3 separate regions of the Homo sapiens genome follow, and regions 2 and 3 are each linked to region 1. The links are chromatin contacts, found by Hi-C in ENCODE. All regions are on one chromosome and are shown on one strand. The core of a region is the stretch at or near the end of the contact, and the rest is flanking DNA. Distances in the headings are between cores, read along the strand shown.

What was found. Hi-C counts contacts between places; a loop is a spot of excess contacts on that map. Pooled maps may share reads with other maps.
Region 2: a loop to region 1 is called in a map of OCI-LY7, with 7 times the contacts of the local background. The contact joins the enhancer-like site here to the promoter of BBX in region 1. A Hi-C loop is called at or near these places in 1 of 168 maps with a recorded cell type or tissue (OCI-LY7), 3 of 37 single-sample maps with no recorded cell type and 3 of 50 pooled maps.
Region 3: a loop to region 1 is called in a map of CD4-positive, alpha-beta memory T cell, with 12 times the contacts of the local background. The contact joins the enhancer-like site here to the promoter of BBX in region 1. A Hi-C loop is called at or near these places in 2 of 168 maps with a recorded cell type or tissue (CD4-positive, alpha-beta memory T cell and naive thymus-derived CD4-positive, alpha-beta T cell) and 5 of 50 pooled maps.

What each region holds. Positions count from the first base shown.
Region 1 is chr3:107,521,701-107,525,311 of GRCh38, reverse strand. It overlaps BBX (BBX high mobility group box domain containing), which reads right to left and starts at 2,350. Exons shown (of 18, transcript NM_001142568.3): 1 at 2,205-2,350. RefSeq lists silencers at 11-220, 1,674-1,743, 1,854-1,943, 1,974-2,283 and an enhancer at 2,684-2,733.
Region 2 is chr3:106,254,876-106,258,292 of GRCh38, reverse strand. No RefSeq gene overlaps it. Among named protein-coding and RNA genes, the nearest start is that of CBLB, 390 kb to the right of the region's middle. RefSeq lists an enhancer at 1,234-1,593. Within about 2 kb of position 1,417, at least 4 of the 41 ENCODE cell types and tissues checked have a DNase peak (open chromatin) inside an H3K27ac peak, as active enhancers do; they include OCI-LY7, where a contact is called at or near this core.
Region 3 is chr3:105,751,951-105,755,512 of GRCh38, reverse strand. The region is part of intron 4 of CBLB (Cbl proto-oncogene B); the gene reads left to right. Among named protein-coding and RNA genes, the nearest start is that of CBLB, 120 kb to the left of the region's middle. Within about 2 kb of position 2,237, at least 5 of the 41 ENCODE cell types and tissues checked have a DNase peak (open chromatin) inside an H3K27ac peak, as active enhancers do.

The DNA of each region.
Region 1 (3,611 bases), core at 1,101-3,600:
GCCCCGGCGAAGATCCCGCCGCCACTGCCTCTGCCTCCGCTGCCCCCCAGGGAGGCACCGCCGGCGCCCGGCCCGGCGCTGCCATTCCGGGCTTGGACCGCGCGGCGCAGAGCGCGTGGGGCCGGACCCGGGGTGGCCGCGCGGGGACGTCGGCGCCGGGGACCCCCGGCGCCCCTGGGCCGCTGGCTGCCTACAAAAGTCGCGCGAGCAGAGGTGGCGGCGGCGCGCAGGGGCGGGGGGCCGCGTGGGGGCCCCCACGCCGCCAGTGGGCAACCCCAGGAGATGGCGAAGAACGCCCCTCCCCGCGCGGGGAAAGTACCCCAGTCCCAGTCAGCCACCCCGGGAACGGCAGCCCGGCGTCCGCGGCCGGGAGAAGAGAACTGGACGTGTCATTAGCAGGACAGGCAATGGTTTCAAAGCCCCAGGCCAATGACCATTAGCAGAGGCAGAGCTCGCTCCGTCCCCATCCCCCACAACCTCCACCCACCTTCCCCTTCGCCCCCCCCCCCACCTCCACCCCACCTCGCGAAACTTTTCAACAAGATCCACCTGGACTAATTTGTCCACAGACAGTTAAAATATTGACTAGACCCTACACACTGGGAAGGAAGGGGAATGCACGCTTTATTTTCCTTCCTACAGAAAGGAAAGCAAAAAATAGCTTCTCTCTCTGTCTCTCCCTCTCCCCCCCCCCCCCTCTGTCGTACATGTTGTGTCTTAGCTTTTTGCATCGTTTCGTTTTACCTTCCTCATTTAGCAGAAATGATCGCGGCTATTTCACACATAAACGTGTTCCAGATTCTGGGATTCAGGGTCCTTGTAAATTACAGGACTCGGGTTCGGTCTCAGTTATGTTAAGTTTCATACAATACCAAAAAATAAATAAAATATGATAATAAATTTCAGAGGGTGAGTGAGCGAGACGAGGTGGAGGAGGAAAAGAAACCTCGAGTCTGATTTCTGTAATTTACTAGCGACCCGGATCGCAGCAAATAACAGTGTAACACGAGTGTGGCTTAAGAGGGCTAGGGAGCTCTTTCTAGAGGCATCGACCCCATCCCCGGATAAAGGATCTGCAAGTTTTCTGTCATCGCGACCAGGCAAAGCCGTAACTTACCTTCAGAAATAAGACTTTAAACGGCCAAGGCCTTCCTCCTCCCCTCCACCACCACCCTCAGCCTCGCTCTCTCCACCTTAAACTTATTGACACAACATAATCCCACATTCAAGCAAAATCCTGACACAGCCTCCCTCCTCCTCTTCCCCCTCCTCTCTTCCCTCCCGTTCTCTCTCTCCCTCTCTCTCTGTCTCCCTCTCTCCCCCCCCTTCCCTCCCTCTTCTCTCTCCCCTTCTCCCTCGCCCTCTTCCCCCTCTCCCCCTATTCTTCCTCCAGGCTACTCTGGCACTAAAACAGCACTTTCTCTACTCGCCGCGCATTTGGGTAGGGGTGGGGGGTGAGAGGGCACTGATCTGCGGGGCCGGAACACCCAAATCCCAACTCTCCAGATGAACGAGCAACTGGGCTGCTGTTCCCGGTCACCAACGCAGACGAAACGTTCAATAAATCCACCGAAGGCTGGCTCCTCGTACCTTCCTCCACTGCCCCTGCTCCCCAGGCCCCACCTCCCCGGCAGCCGAGACCAGGCAGGGCTCCACGTACTTTCGCCGAGATGAAGTTTGGGGCTCCCCGGGCGGCCACGAGCCGCCCGCCGGCGTGAGGGCTCTGTTGTTGTTTTCCTGGGGCCGCTCCAGCCCGCGCCCCGGCGCCCGTGCCCCTCTCAGGCGGCGCTGCCTGTGTGCCGAGAGGTGCTGGTTGCAAACGCAGCCTGGCACCGGCTGGCCTACTACTCCCCAGCCCGGCCCCCAGCCTCCCGCTCGCAGGGCACTGCCTCAGCGCCCCCCGCCCCCCGGCCCCAGCCGGCGCGGCCGCCGCGACCCTCGCCCCCGACCTCTCCCGACCCAAAGTTTTGGCGGAGGGGGAAAGTGCCCAGGGAGCGGGCCGGCTGGCGGCGGCTCCGGACGCGCGGGGTTCCCTCCGTCTTCCTCAAGTCCACCCTACCGGCTGCCGCCGCCGCCGCCGCCGCCGCCGCCGCTGCTCCTGCCGCGGAGTCCTTGGGGCTGCAGCCCGGCGGCTCGCAAGTGAGTAGGAAAACAGAAAGTGAGGGGAGTGCGCCCAGGGAGGGCTGGGGATGGGGGGCGCCTACCTCGCGGGCTCGCCGGGCGTGAGGGCGTGTGTGTAGCTAGCCCTCAGCGGCCAGTCAGGGTTTCTCTATGGGAAAGTGGAGAGAAGCTCGCGGAGCCGCTCTGCCTCCGCTTCACTGTACACTGCTCCACATACAGTACATGCAACCCGGAGAGACTGAAAACACTCATTTTATATAAGGCAGCCTGCCATTGGCCCGCGCAGTGACGGACAGGCCGCGCAGCCAAACAAGAGGCCCGTTACACCCAAACACACGCACACATACACACATTTTACAGAGACACACAAAGATCATCACATTTTCTATTTTCTAATGTTCGGGACCTGTAGACAGTAGGAGAGGACAGGTAAAGAGGCCCAGCAGAGTGGGGTAAAGGGGAAAACCCCTGTCTGCACCAAGTTGCAAGGCTTGAAACTGGTGTCCTTTTGACTTGGGAGGGTTATGGTAATAAACTACAACTCCACTGGATATGGAAGTGAGGGGGGTTTTTCATCGCTGCCTTTTGGTGCCCCATGGAAGAGGCCTGCATTGTGTTACGATTTTACAGCCTGACCCGGCTAACAAGTGGCCAAGAAAGGCTTTTATCACCTTGGATTTCTTTTGTCAATGGGTTAGCTATCACATAGGCCAAAATAGTGCAAGATAAGTTTATCAGGACTCTAATGCATTGAGGTTGTTAGTGCCTCATTCGTAGGTAGATTCAAAAAAATCAATATAACAACACACAAAGATAAACATTTTGCTGAAATAGCCAAACAACTTTTAACTGGTCAGTGGACTGCCATCACCTGTGTGGACATGCAAACTGTGCTGTTAGGTAAAATAAGTCATGGAAGATTGGCTATTGACCCTTAGCCTTCAAAACAGACCTTTGATTCAATATATACATGATTTATATTTTGCATATTATATATAAAAATATATGACTCTTTACATATTTCACATCTCATGTGAACATCATATGTTGCATGACTTTTGGAGATGATGAACCTCAGGACTGGTCTTTCTGATTGTTTTTCAACAATGCAACTTCAGAAGATTATATGAGACAGTTCAATACACATAAGTCAACAGGTTGGTGGAAAGAAGTCAAAGCTGGAAATTAGAAGGAATAAATTGTAGATTAAACTCTTTAACCAGCTGAGCAATCTTGAGCAAGTTACTTAACCTCTCCAATGCTCAGACTTGGTTTTGATTTTTAAGATTAAAATAAGAAGCTTTTCCAGATTCCCTCAATTAAATGTTTATTCAGCATCTACTATGTGTCAGGCATTATCTTAGGCCTAGATGTTTTCTTAGGGTTCCTTCCGTTTTAAGAGTTGGTGAATTATTCTCAAATACAAACATTTTGGAGATTACATAAACACTACGATTTTATGGCCTAGGTAAGTAGCTTTAAAACTTAAA
Region 2 (3,417 bases), core at 168-2,667, 1.3 Mb after region 1:
CATACACTTATACATTAAAATTTTAGAAATCCCATACAATTTTGGGACATATGTTAGCATTATTCACAAAAATATAACCTAAAGAAGATTGAGCATAATTTTGGCAATCCCATGTACCTAAACTTGTGAAATAATCCTGCTTACCTCTCTTTTCCGGACACTTCAGTGGCTCTCCGAAGTATTTGAAAAGCCAGGTGCCAGGGAAGACAATTTTGAAACTGAAGTTTGATTTGGGGAATGCTGTTAAATGTTCAAGATTTAAAACACTTGATATTACGAAATAGAAATCCAGATTACCATAAATTATTTATTTTGCCAAAATGATGACTCAGAAATTTTAAAGAAGCAAAAGCCTTTGATAACCCTTTACAAATTTTGCCAAAGAGAAGATTAGTACCTTAGAAAAACCTTGTTATGCTTTTATTTTGAAGCTCAATTTATATTGAGAAAAAACATGTAATACTTTTTTTAATTTAGTCAATATGCTCACACTGAGAACCTCTTCTGCAAGATTAATTTCCAAAATTTTTCCACCACTTCTTTGAAACTTCAGCTTTTTCCTAATTTAACTCAATATAATCCTTTAACCCTAGGCCAAAGTTTACATTTCCATGTCTTCTTATAACCTTTTACAAAACACATACACACACACACACACACACACACACACACACACGATTTTACTGTTCTTATACACCTTGCATGTAAATCTGTTTTCAGTAGTCTCAATTACATGTTATAATGGTAACTCCTAGCAATTGTTAACTTTAAGGTAAAACTTGGTACATTAGCTTTAATTATGTGCTAACTACAGTCAAGGTTTGCCTTCTTAGTTAAGGGCATGGTTAGTTCCATATATCCCCAGGCCTTACCAATTGTGAAGCAGGCAAGACAGACAGTTCTCAAAACCCAAAAAGCAGTTCGTAACCTCAAAACACTTAGCAAACCTTGCATCCGGCCTGCATTTTACCAATAGTCCTTGGGGCTGTTTTTATTTCTCAAAGATTACAGTCACAGAACTGGAAGGTACCATAGCTTTTATTTCTTAAAATTATTAGATCCAGGCACTTGTCTTTCTTTACGCCAAAGTAATTAGAGCTCTTCTTTTTTTTTTTTTTTTGAGACAGTCTTTCTCTGTTGCTGAGGCTGAAGTGCAGTGGCGTGATCTCAGCTCACTGCAACCTCTGCCTCCCGGGTTCAAGCAATTCTCCTGCCTCAGCCTCCAGAGTAGATGGGATTACAGGTGCACGCCACCATGCCCAGCTAATTTTTTGTATTTTTAGTAGAGACGGGGTTTCACCATGCTGGCCAGGGAGCTCTTTTTACAGACATCATACGTAGAGCACACACAGACAAGCAGAAGAAAAGTCAGTCGCTGGATGGGGCCCTTTAAGAGATAGGGCCACATGCAGATATCAAACCAGAAAGAACCATTCCCTAAGGCAGGGTTGCTAAACAAAACCAAAAAAACTTTAAAGGTTAATTTGTTGATGGGGTAGAGTAGGGGAAAGAAAAGAAACAGTTTAAAAATATCTGGGGAAGAACCTCTTATTCTTAGGCAAGTGGTTCCTCCGCTGGGGAGAAAAGTTTAATTACTGTCCCGTGGAGTTGAAACCGTTTGGCTGGGGAAGGGGAAAGCTGCTGCAGCATGGCTGGGAACCAGCCTGCTGGCTGTGTGGGACCCTTGGGCACCGCGTCCCAGCCCCAGCATGGAGGTGGGAGGGGCTGAGAGCTGTTGCTCCTTGGTTCTTCCTGAGAAAGGAAGGAAAAGGCCATGAAAAGGCCCCCAACCCCCAGGAGTGGAGAGGGATGGGGGTTCAAACCCCAGAAGCGACAAGGAGTGGGGGTGCAGTTTCTTGTAAGTTCAGACGTCTGAGGTTGAAAAGGCTTAGAAATCACAGTGAGAGGTTTTGAGTTCCCATTTCACTCACCACTTCTGGAGCCCCTCATTTGCGGCAAAAACGTTGCATAACTTTTCCTTAGTTCAGGTAAAAATGTGGGGGCTCTTGTCTGTCCAACAGCCATGAAAATTTAGGCTCACAGACAGTTTAAAGGGTGAGTAAAGCAGGGTTTTATTGGGTGAAAAGGGCCGGGGGGCGGGTGGGGAAAGGACACGGATCCTCCACACGGCCAGAGTACCCTGCTAGAGCACTTCCCACCTGGCTATTTGAATCTCAGGTTCCGCACAGGAAGAGGAGGGGCTGGGCTCCTCCGCATTGCAAAGGGTGCAAACTTTCTGAGGTTCCAGTCCAGTGGGCAGGCTGGTTAGAGTTCCTCTAGGGGCCCCCTCCCACCTGGCTGTCTCACTTACAACTTCCCTGTTCTGTATGATGTTGTCTATGAGTTTGTCATACATGACTTGTATTATTTTGAGGTATGTTCTTCTGATGCCTAGTTTCTTGAGGGTCTTTATTATGACAGGATGTTGAATTTTACTGGAAGCTTTTTCTGTGTCTATTGAAATGATCATATGGTTTTAGTTTTTAATCCTGTTTATGTGGTGAATAACATTCATTGATTTTTATATGTTGAACCAACCTTTCATCCCAGGATTAAAGGCTACTTGATTGTGCTGAATTAACTTTGTGATGTGCTGCTTGATTTGGTTTACAAGTATTTTGTAGAGGATTTTTGCATCTATGTTCATCAAGAATATTTGCTTGTAGGTTTCTTTTGTTGTTATTGTGTCTTTGCCACCTTTTGGTATCAGTATGATGCTGACTTTGTAGAATGATAGGGAGGAATACCTCCTCCTCGATTTTTTGAAATAGTTTCAGTAGAGCTGGTACCAACTCTTTGTATATCTTGTAGAATTTGGAGGAAATCCATCTGGTCCAAGGTTTTTTCTTTTCCTTTTTCTTTCCTTCTTTCTTTCTTTTTTTTTTTTTTTTTAGTTGGTATGTTTTTTAAATTACTGATTCAATTTTGGAACTCAATACTGGTCTGTTTAAATTTCTTCCTAATTCAAACTTGAGAAGTTGTGTGTTTTCAGGAATTTATCAATTTCCTCTAGATTGTCTAGCTTCTCTGCATAGAGATGTTTATAATAGTATCTGAGTATCCTTTATATTTCTGTAGGATCAGTTGTAATGTGACCTGTGCCTTTTCTGATTGTGCTTATTTGGATTTTCTCTCTTTCTTTGTTAATATAATTAACATTCTATCAATCTTGTCTATCCTTCCAAACAACTAACTTTTTGGTTTCATTGATTCTTCGTATGAATTTTTGGTCTAAATTCCATTTAGTTCTGCTCTCATTTTGGTTATTTATTTTCTTCTGCTAAGTTTGGTTTTTATTAGTTCTTGTTTTTACTAGTTCTACGTGTGATGTTAGATTGTTATTTTGAGATCTTTTTAATTTGTTGATGTAGACATTTAGCAATATAAAATTTCCTCTTAACACTGCTTTTGCTGCAT
Region 3 (3,562 bases), core at 988-3,487, 1.8 Mb after region 1:
TTTTTTTAAAAGAAATCATTCTCCTCACACTTTCTATTTTCCATTCTTCTTACCTTTTCTTAAAATTGCAGGATTTTCAAATTAGAATATCTAATACACTTCTCCACATTTACACAGGAGAAAACAAGCCTGGAAGATTAAGTGATTTGTCAACTACTGACCAGCTGACACCTTTCCAGATTTATTTCCCTGCATCTGATTAATCCCATTGTCTTTGAAAAGATACTGTTTTTCCACCGCATATTCTCACTCATAGGTGGGAATTGAACAATGAGATCACATGGACACAGGAAGGGGAATATCACACTCTGGGGACTGTGGTGGGGTCAGGGGAGGGGGGAGAGATAGCATTGGGAGATATACCTAATGCTAGATGACACATTAGTGGGTGCAGCGCACCAGCATGGCACATGTATACATATGTAACTAACCTGCACAATGTGCACATACATGTACCCTAAAACTTAGAGTATAATAAAAAAAAAAAAAAAAAAAAGAAAAGATACTGTTTTTCAAGACTTTAAAGAGGATTACTATTGTTTTTTGGTAGACAGACTAGAACTCATTATCTAATAACAGGATTATAACATAGTCTTATTTATCATGTTCTTATCTCTCATGATATTATATGAACAGAACTATCACTTTAACAAAAAGTCATTAATAGATTTCTGTGTAATAGATAGGTGGTAGTAAGCCATCAATAAATGGCAGTTCTTACTCTTATTTGAAATAAAAAGATCCTGAAATTATATTATTATTACAGGTGCATGGCTATCCATTGGTCATGTATTCTATTCTTTGTAGATTGACAGTTACTTATACTTGTTCACTGTATTTTAAAAGCGATTCAGCCTGCAACTTAAGTGGTTTATAATTGTAAGGGTCAATAGAATATATTGAAAGATTTTTGGATTAGTGAAAACTTGGAGTTTAGTTGGCCTTTTTATTTTCTCTCTCTCTCTCTCTCTCTCTCTCTCTCTCTCTCTGTCTCTCTCTCTCTCTCTCTCTCTCTCTCTTCCCTTTTCTTCTTCCCAGGTCTCTGCCAGCACCCTGAAATTTCTACATTTGTAAAACAATTTGCTATTGATATTTTCTCTCATTTGCTTCATCTCTAAAGGAAGAGGTAGTAGAAACCACCACTGTCTTTTTGCAGAAGTTTAAATGGAGGTGTGAAAATTCATGCTTTCTGGGTTCACTTCCTCTCATATACCTCAGAGAAGAATGGTAGCCACTTAGTCTTAAGAAAGTTTAGAGCCTTAGTGCAACAGTTTAGAATAATCTAATTTTTTTGTTTGTTTTTAAAGACTTTGTTGTTGTACTCTATTTCTATTCTTCATTCTTGAAATCCCCTTCCCCCTACCTCTGTTCCCCAGCCCCACCTCCTACACAATAATGGGTGTTTTGCTGAAGTGATCAAATGAGGGTTATCTGTTGCGCAAACACTCATATATGAAAAGTTAACAAAATAGTGCCCTGGCTCCCTAATCCCTATTACTACCACTAATTAAGATTCCAGTGAATGCCTCTTTGGATTTGAGGTTTATCACAAGTAATCTGACAAAGTTTCATTTACACAAGTACTGTGGAAATGTAGCTTGTCCTTTTGTAAATTGTTATTATGAAGGGGTACATTAGACTAAAATTTTCTTAAGTTCATACATCTCGTATAACTGGCTCTGGGAAATCACTGAGTGCTCAAAAGAGTTATGAATTGAATTCACTGTAAATGCTAGATTAGAATAATTTTTATAGTAACAGATGTGGAAGATGTCTATTTGGCCTTTTTAAAAAAACTTTATATGTTATACACAAAATAAATATTGACAATTTGACCACTTTACGTTGTATACTTTATATACGAAACAAAAATGCTTTAACTTCTTCATACGAAAAATAAAATTTATACTGTTCTGAAGTCAGTGGTTCCCTGATCATATTTTTTTTACTCTGAGTATCATGATCAATGTCCCTTTTGTGTGTTGAGTATTTGAAACTTTAATTTGGAAAAGAAAAATGTACTTCTTAGACATTAGTTTTATGGTAATTATAATGAAGCTGGACATAATTGCATATTTATACTTCATTGTAAATCAACAGCTTCCTAATATTCTTAAAAGTGTTCCTTTTTTTTTTAAAAAAAACAGCAGCATTTTGTTAACCTTAATCAGAGCCTGACGTGTGTTTCTTCTAAATGGCATCTGATGTGGTATCTCTCCTCAGTTCTCTGTGGTTTCCTGTTTTTTTCATACATAGAGAAACACTTTTTGAGGTATTAAGCCTCATATTTTTCTTCTTTTAATGGTACCTGAAACCTAAACTCTCTTATAAATACAGCATAGTGTTGTCAACCTGTCTCACCATTAATTTATGCCACTTCCCACAGACTGCTTCTCTGGAATCCCTCCAGCCCTTGCTGTGTATCCATCACCCAGCTAGCATTGTCCTTACATACCCCACTCTAGATTCTTTAGCATTACAGGTTTTACTTCTGTCCCTAAAGTGTGATCTTCAGAGACAAAGATGTTATCTTTATTTCTATAATTGTATTTCCCCAACAGTGCCTTGTTTTAGCAATGAATAGATATAGTAGGCTCTCAAAGTGTTGTCTCTAGAGCAGCAGCAGCAGCAGCAGCCTCAGGGAACATTTTATGGCTGTCAGTGTTCAGGCCCCACCCCAATGCTACTGAATCATAATATCTTGGGTTGAGGATCAGGCTATGTTAACAAGCCCTTCAGATAATTTGGATGCATGCTGAAGTTTGACAAACACTGCTATAGAAAATTATTGAATGAATATGAAAGTTGTACCTTTATGGTGATATCTCATTGAAGAGGATTGATATAGCATGGGGCCAGGCACAATTTAGTTTATTCTGCCTGAGTCTTGTATTTCAGAGATACTGGTAAAGGAAACCTAAGATTTAAATATTTGCTATCTTATAAGAGGATGTTATCTTATAAGAGGGACGGCTTTTATGCTATTCTGTTGTAAAAATTGTAGTTTAAGTTTTAAAAACTGAATGATTTCTTTCTTCTGCCGAATTAGGAATAGGCATTATTCTGAAGCAGGAAGGTTAACTAAGAAATGCATCCTGGGTGTCACTAATTTTCATGGTGGGAAAGAGGGTAGGTGAGTTGGAAACTGGTCAGGTGGGGATAGGTTGAGAGACGTTTCCCTAGTTACCATTCTGTGCTCTTCTAAATTTTTTGAATCATGTAACTGCATAACATGTTAAAATTTTGTCGAATGATATTCAGTCAGAATAAAGTAATAAATATTGAATAAACTCCCATGATATAACCATTGTGGTTGGTTTAAAAATTAAGTTTTTCTTTTGTATTAATATGAAAAGTTAGATAACGTATGTTTTTCATCTCTGCAGAAAACATCAGGGTTGTGGCAGAAATGTCTTGATGGCTTTCTACCTTAGCCTTCTTGAATTGGTTGATACATATTACTCATTTGTGCAATGAATAAAGGATTTCTATTATTATATGGACCCATCATCTTATGACTGTTTTTAGAAAATGAGAATTAAATCTTGATTCATTATTAAAT